2 separate regions of the Homo sapiens genome follow, and region 2 is linked to region 1. Evidence: chromatin loops called from intact Hi-C (ENCODE). Cell type or tissue: B cell. All regions are shown on one strand.

Region 1 (4,000 bases):
GGAAAAAGATCAAGGCATGAGACTTGAGTTCTAAGTTCAGCTCTATCGCCAAGTTAGCTAATCCTCAGCAAGCCAGTTACCTCTTTGAGCCTTGGTTTCCCTCTTATAAGTCAGGGATCGGGCTGGTTGATCTCTAATGTCTCTCTGGCTATGTCATTCTGGGAGTTGGGAGGGTTATCCTGATTTTAGTTGGATTAAAGAAGGAAGAGCATATTTTTAAGTCTCTTATTTCATTTTTTTCCTCTCACAGGTCAATGTCTGGTCTGGGTCCAGTGTTCCTTCCCAAACTGTGGGAAATGGAGGCGGCTGTGTGGGAACATTGACCCCTCAGTTCTCCCAGATAATTGGTCCTGTGATCAGAACACAGGTAGAAAAGACTGGAAATGTTTTCATTCATGTTTTATTGTTCCTCCCTTTCTTTCTCTGCACTTATCCTTTAGATTAAATACTACGTAAATATAGTTAGCACTCAGTGTCCTTGTAGTGCTTGGGAGAGAGGAAGGATCTGCCTCTCATATGGAGATGAATCTGGGCAGAAAAGGCTGGAGGAAGATGCCCTGTAAAGTGATCTTGTTGGGGAGGGGCCTGGAATCTAAATACATGAGCATTGGTCTGCCCCTGTCAATCCTGATTAAAATATTGGTATTGGGTTGGTGGATAGGGAGGGATATAGGATATATCGGGGAAAACAGACGAGAGAGATCTGGTGCGCTTAGAATTCTAGGCTGTTTGGAACTAGTTGGAAGAGATGATGATGATCTTGTCCAGCCCAATTATTTTACAGATGAGAAAACAGAGTCTCAGAGAAATTATTCTTATGGTGCTCCATAGACAGGAGCACAGTCAGACACGCGGGCATGCAAGCAGGAGTGTGGAATCTCTTCCTGGAGTATGAGGAGGCACCATTCCTACTGCCTCCAGCTGCATTTCAGCTGGTTCCAGCTGCATTTCAGCTGGTTCCAGCTGCATTTCCTCCATGGGTCTTTATTCTTCCTCTGTGCTGATCTCCCAGGTGCCCCTTTGGTCCCACCTGCTGCATATACCAATTTCCTTCTTGTTCTCTCCCCAGCTCTCATCCAGCTCTTTCTCTTAAAGAGTCTCTTCCTGTCCCTTCATTCCTTCTCTCTTTCAGCAGATGTGCAGTATAATCGCTGTGATATTCCTGAGGAGACCTGGACAGGGCTTGAGAGTGATGTGGCCTATGCCTCCTACATCCCAGGATCCATCATCTGGGCCAAGCAATACGGTTACCCCTGGTAGGGCATTATGACACAGTCAGAGCATCCTTCACAAACTTGGGAGAGGTAGATTCAAGCAGGGGTGGAAGCAAATGGAAAACATCTGTAATTGAAATGGTTCTGGCCTTAGAAAGAGCATGGGGTGAGAGAAAAGATAAAGTACCAAGCCTGGAGGCTTTGAAAGAGTGTATTTTCTGGAGGTTTCAGCATGGAGGTGATAGCTCCCTGGAAAAAAGGGTCTGATAGTGCTACCCCAACTGGTAGAAAGAAGAGGGTGGATCTGAGGCATTTAAAAATATTGAGATTGGCCAGGCGCAGTGGCTCACACCTGTAATCCCAGCACTTTGGGAGGCCAAGGCGGGCAGATCACCTGAGACCACAAGTTTGAGACCAGCCTGGCCAACATGGTGAAATCCCATCCCTACTAAAAATAGAAAAATTAGCCAGACGTGGTGGCGCGTGCCTGTAGTCCCAGCTACTCAGGACGCTGAGGCAGAAGAATCACTTGAATCCGGGAGGCAGAGGTTGCAGTGAACCAAGATTGCACCACTGCACTCCAGTCTGGGCGACAGAGTGAGTCCCCATCTCAAAAATAAATAAAAATATTGAGATTGAGAGAGACAAAGTAAAGGGAACAAGGAAAAGTGGGATAGTTTCTTCTTTGGAGATGTCTCTAGTCGAAGATTTTGTTCTTAGGATTGTGGATGGCTCAGAAGGGTAAGATACCTTCACTAGGTATATTCTGAGCTCCTGTGTGCATCGATGGAAGTCACTTTCTCACGAGTCATTCAGTAGTGACCACTAGAGGGGGATGATGGAAGGGGAATCTATTTTTTGGATCCTTTTTTTGCAAAGCATACTGCTGGCTGAGCGCAGTGACTCACGCTTGTAATCCCAGCACTTTGGGAGGTTGAGGTAGGAGGATTGCTTGAACCCAGGAGTTTGAGATCAGTCCTGGCTATATAGTGAGACCCCATCTCTGCAAAAAATAAAATAAACAGCTGGGTGTGGTGGCATGTGCCTGTAGTCCCAGCTCCTCAGGAGGCTGAGGTGGGAGGATCACTTGCGCCTGACAGATCAAAGCTGCAGTGAGCCATGGTTGTAACACTGCACTCCAGCCTGGGTGACAGAGTGAGACCTTGTCTCAGAAAAAAAATCATACTGCTCTTCTCTGTGCATGTACATTGATGAGGTTGTGTTCTGTTCATCTAACCCCTTCTCTTCTGTCCCCTACACCCAACTATCTTCTCCAGGTGGCCAGGCATGATAGAATCTGATCCTGACTTAGGGGAATATTTTCTTTTTACTTCCCATCTTGATTCCCTGCCGGTGAGTTTCCTGGTTCAGGGTAAGAAGGAGCTCAGGCCAAAGTAATGAACAAATCCATCCTCACAGACGTACAGATAAGAGACATGGACATAGCCAGCAGACACAAGTGAAAACAGACACTTAACTAGGATGACAAACACAGAGATAAGTGCTCACACATATAATAGAAACAAACTTGTATCTAATTAAATATTTATCCACTGTCAGGGCATTAGTGGTTTTGATAAATACGCTTTGGCTAGGATTCCTGAGGTTAGAATGGAAGAACAATTGCAACGAGGGTAGGGTAGATGAGTCAGGCTTTGAAAGGAGTATGTGAGGCCCAGCACCTCCTTCTGGGTGAATTCCCATTCTCCCGATCTGTTCTGGCTAGAGGAGAAAAGCAGGGAGCAGGACAGGAGTCCGTAACAGGATCATCTTTTATTTCAGTCTAAGTACCATGTGACGTTTTTTGGAGAAACAGTTTCTCGTGCATGGATCCCAGTCAACATGCTAAAGAACTTCCAGGAGCTGTCCCTGGAGCTATCAGTCATGGTGAGCACATCTTGGGGTTCTGTTGTGATACAGAGAAAACAAAATCTTCCTTTTCTTAAACCTCATTTTCTCCCAGGGTAAGCCATGTCGGGAGAAAGTTCTGTGTCTGACCAGGTGTGCCAAGGGTGAGGTAATTCATGAAGGACTCTTCTTGCTCCCAGGACTGCAGCAGGGCAATTTTTTTTTTCAGTCCCCTTCCCTGCCTACAGATTGGGGGCCATTCTGAAGATGAGGTTTTTTCTACAGTTTAGCCAAAGCAGGTGTGGCAGAAATGAGGGCACAGATTAACTCAGGATTTCTCAGTCTCAGCACTATTGGCATTTCGGGCGAGATAATTTTTGGTTGTGGAGGGCTGTCCTGTGCATCGTGGGATGTTTAGCAACATCCCCAGGCTCCAGCGGCATCTAACCAGCAGCAGCCCCCACCTCCACCCTGCCCATGGTTGTGACAACCAAAAAATTATCTCCAGCCATTGCCAGGTGCCTTCTGGGGGGCACAGTCTACCCGGTTGAGAACCATTGGGTTAGCACCATCATATTTCCTCCCTGTAGTCACTTTGGGTTTGACCAGCCTTGCAATTGAGCAGAGGCTCAATGGCTCAGGGGCCTTAGAAAATCAAGCAATGAGTATTAAATCAAACAGCTGGATCTAAAGGAACTTGTCAGAAGCTTCAAAGTGAAATCACCTGGGCTCCTATAATCCTGTTTTCAAATTTCCATGGGATTCACTTTGGAGAGGACACCAAAATGTTGGTTGAAAATATTGCTAGGGCCAGGTGTGCTGGCTCACACCTGTAATCCCAGCACTTTGGGAGGCCGAGGTGGGCAGATCGCCTGAGCTCAGGAGTTTGAGACCACCTGGCAACATGGTGAAACCCCGTCTCTACTAAAATACAAAAA
Region 2 (4,000 bases), 220 kb after region 1:
GAATACTGTTGAAATGACAACAAATGATTCAGACTATTACCTAAATTTAGCTGATAAAGCAGCACCAGGGCTTGAGAGAATTGACTCTTGTTTTGAAAGAATTTCTACTGTGGGTAAAATGTCATCAAACAGCATTTCATGTTACAGAGAAATTTTTTGTAAAAGGAAGAGTCAGTAGATGCAGCAAACTTCACTGTTGTCTTATTTCAAGAAATTGCTACAGCCACCCTAACCTTCAGCAACCACTACCCTGATCAGTCAGCAGCCATCAACATGGAGGCAAGACCCTCCACCAACAAAAAGATTTAACTCGCTAAAGGTTCAGATTGTCATTAGCATTTTTTAGCAATAAAATATTTCTAAATTAAGGTACATACACTGCTTTTTAGACAATAGTCTTGCACACTTAACAGACTACAGTGTAAACACAACTTTCATATGCACTGAGAATTAAAAATTTTGATTTTTTGATTGTGTGACTCACTGTACTTCAATATTCACTTTATTATGGTGGTCTGGAATTGAATCTGCAATATCTTTGAGGTATGATGCCCGTATATGTTTCTAACAATTTGGAAAACAAATTTTTAGTAAGTTGCAGTTTAATAGAAGTGGAACTAGCAAAAATGAGAAGAAAGGAATTAGATCAGTGGTTCTCAACTGAGGCTAATTTTGTTCCCCAGGGGAGATTTAGCAGTGTCTAAAGATTTTTTTGGCTGCCACAACTTGCTGGGGGAGCAGGGTACTACTGGTATCTATCTAGTAGATAAAGGCCAGAGATCTGCTAAACATCCTACCATGGCAGGACAGCCCCGCAACGTCCATAGTGCCATTATTGAAAAATCCTGGATCACATGAACAATAGACACCAAGGAAACAGAATTATAAGGAGAAAGGGAACATCCTTTAAGACAACAGGCCCCACCTCTTCAATTATGTAAGAACAACATATCATTTTCGACAGGACATACTTAAGTCTTTAGGGCTGAAGTACCTATATGTCCATATTTTACACTAAAATAGCAAAAATAGGTAAAGCAAATATGTAAAATATTTGGGAAAGGGAGACTGAGAAAAGGCTACTGGCTTTAGGAATTAGGAAGTCATTGGTTTAGAAAGAACAGTTTCAAAGAAAATGGGGAAATAAGCTAGGTAGCAAAAAGGATTCAGTTAGTTGGACATTAAGGAAGTAAGGAAATACTATCCTAAAAGGAAGGATGGAAAAAAGAGTAACTCACAAAGGAGCAGAGTGAAATAAAGATTCAAGAGCCTATATACATTTATAAGTGGAGAGAAGAAAATAGTGGGGAGGAAGAAATTTAGGATAAAATGGGGGAATTATAATGATAATTGATTAAGCAAGAGCCCAGAGAAGCCAAAAAAGAAAAAGAAAAGAAAAGATTCGCACTAGTGTACATAATTTAAAATCCGGGATAGATTAATATTCAAGCTTTTAAGATCAACCTGACAATGCAAAATAACAAAAGAGAATAAGGGAAGTGGAAAGTTTCCTTCTCTAGTGATTTAGAATGGAAGAGATCTTTTGTGAGGGCTAGAGAAACAGCCAAATGATATGGTCAGACATGGTGAGTCCTGCCAACCTCATAGGAGGGGTCTTAGACACTAACAGAGAGTGAGGAGAAAACACCAGTAGTGTTACTCTTATGACAGACCCAGCTGATTAAAGATTTCATCAGCGTAAAAGATTTTGCTATGGCTTATGCCCCCCAGTGGTCATCTTTAAGTTTAAAAGGAAACAAAACAAGTATCTACTATGAGCCAAGCGAGGCAATTTACTCATCTCATTTATTCTTCACAAAAAGGTGAGATTATTCCTTTTTTTAAAGAAAAGAAAACTGAAGAGAGGTTACATAAGGCTATGGAGCTAGTGACTAAATTCAACAGAATTTAAAGCGAGTTCACTGGGAGGCCTGTTTTCTTTCCATTCCTTGAAAATTTGGCCTCCCTTGTCAATGGTTGGCTTTTAGTACTCCTGCACTCACTTGCACACTGCACACTTGACAAGTAGGTCAAAACTTAATTCCCTGCATGACAGGCAGGTACAGCACTTAAACACTCCTAACAATGAGTGCTGACAAAAAAAAAAAAACTGAGCAAAAGTGGAATTAGAGAGAACTCTAAATTACACATTATTTGTTGAGCCCACAACCCAGAAACAAGATGAGCATGTAATGACCCCTTACAGGATGGGTCTATGAAACTATTGCCAGACTCCATTATTCATGATCTTGAAAGACTGCCCAGGGCCTGATAAGGGGGTCTGTGGCAGAAGTGGGTGCAAGTTGGGAAAAAGGGAAGGAAGAAGCAGGGAACACTCCTCACCTCTTTGCGTTTCTCCAACAGGCTCTCCAGCCGCTCAGGTGCCCTCTGCCCTGGCCCCTTGTTTCTTTCAGCCTCATACTGACGCTGATTGTTATCTTGGTGCACACTCAGTTGGAGGGCAACTTTTACCAGGGAGGTCATCAGTTTCATAGCTTTGAGAAAGGAAAAAGAGATAAAGAAATCATTACTGAGGTCAGAGGAGAGAGGATGAGTAGAAGGAAAAAATAGAAGGAAAGAAGGGCAATGAAAATGAGACGTCAGAGCAGGATGACCCTAAAATCCTAAGACGGCCTGTCCTGGAGTGGACTGTTTCCCTCGAACCCTTGTGGTCTTCTTTTAACCATCAGCATACCCCTAGTGGTGAGCTCTGACAAAAATATTAAACCTGGAAATTGTTGCTGTGATCTACCCCTTCTCAAAACTCCACTAGTGAGAAACTGGATTGAAGTTTAGGATAAAAGAGGCATGGCCTTGAAGTGAAGAGCCAAGATGCAGGTAGGAAAGAAGATCCTGAATCAGAGAACAGAGGAAAGTCCTATAAATCCCCAGGAGAATGTCCAGAGTAAAAATGAATGCTCACCAGCCAGGGTGCTAGTGTGACGGAAGGCGCGGACTTGTGAGTCTGAGAGGCCAGTGAGCAGGGAGATGAGGTCGTCCATAGGGAAGCCATCATAGAGGAGGCTGTACTGGCACTGACAGACCAATGTCCTCACAAATTCACAGAAGCTGCCCTGGAACTTCTTCCAGGATGGACCTGGAGCTATGAGAGGGTAGTCCCCCGAGTCCTACAAAAGGATGTATGAAAAGGATGGGAAAGTTATTACCAGGTCCATGAAGTCATAGGGGCTTGGATGTCAAAACTCAACAGTCCAGTAAAAATATCTGTTATACCTCATTTCCTGGTATTCTCCCCAATTTGAGAGGCATATTCAGATCTCTTTTACCCCCAAGAGACTGAATTCCTCCTTCTAAAAGCTACCCTATTTCACAGAATCAAAAAGAAGGGGATAATAGGCATTGTGTTTTGAAATAAGAGGGGTAAGAGGATCCTGGTCATCTTCTTCCACCTCATTAAACTGCTCTGTTAGGTGCTGGATGATCTCTGAGTTGGACATCTTCTTGAACATCTCAGGGGTCACAATGCCTAAAGAATGAAGGATATGAGGTGCTTACAAGGAAAATAACAGGATGCTTTGATCATTTACAGATATACCTGAAGATGAGCAAGGAAACATTCTGCAAAGAGCTTAGGTGGGGAATGAGAAGACCCCCTGGTCAACAGTCTGCCAACATCCAACCATGTATCTGCTATAAGGCAATCTCTCTAAAAACCCAAAGGAAGGGAGCCACAGGTTATGGTGTAGACATGGCCAAATCCAAGAACCACACCTCACACAACCAGGCTGAAAACTGCACAGAAATGGCATCAAGAAACCCCAATCACAAAGATACAAATCTCTTAAGCGGATGGACCCAAATTCCTGAGGAATATGTGCTTTGCCAAGAAGCACAACAAGAACGGCCTAAAGAAGATGCAGGCCAGCCGGGTGCAGTCGGTCATGCCTGTAATCCCAGCACTTTGGGAGGCCAAGGTGGGTGAATCACAAGGTCAGGAATTCGAGACCAGCCTGGCCAACATGGTGAAACCCCGTCTCTA

Evidence for each region. Hi-C counts contacts between places; a loop is a spot of excess contacts. Peaks named below come from ENCODE experiments on the same cell type or tissue, not always from the same donor. Only the 100,000 strongest peaks of a DNase experiment are listed, where the experiment ranks them.
Region 2: a loop joins it to region 1, with 8 times the contacts of the local background. A loop is called at or near these places in 8 of 110 quality-filtered maps.

Annotation. Positions count from the first base shown.
Region 1 is chr7:100,405,795-100,409,794 of GRCh38, reverse strand. It overlaps ZCWPW1 (zinc finger CW-type and PWWP domain containing 1), which reads left to right. Exons shown (of 18, transcript NM_001386010.1): 9 at 251-367; 10 at 1,136-1,256; 11 at 2,492-2,567; 12 at 2,997-3,101. Among named protein-coding and RNA genes, the nearest start is that of ZCWPW1, 21 kb to the left of the region's middle. In B cell, CTCF peaks have their summits at 1,854 and 2,059 (motif pointing right); a DNase peak (open chromatin) is centred at 2,054.
Region 2 is chr7:100,187,940-100,191,939 of GRCh38, reverse strand. It overlaps STAG3 (STAG3 cohesin complex component), which reads right to left. Exons shown (of 34, transcript NM_001282717.2): 6 at 3,411-3,487; 7 at 2,924-3,128; 8 at 2,344-2,495. It also overlaps the pseudogene LOC102724025. Among named protein-coding and RNA genes, the nearest start is that of STAG3, 12 kb to the right of the region's middle. RefSeq lists an enhancer at 1,571-1,730. In B cell, CTCF peaks have their summits at 1,478 and 1,677 (motif pointing left); a DNase peak (open chromatin) is centred at 1,639; H3K27ac peaks cover 2,160 bases.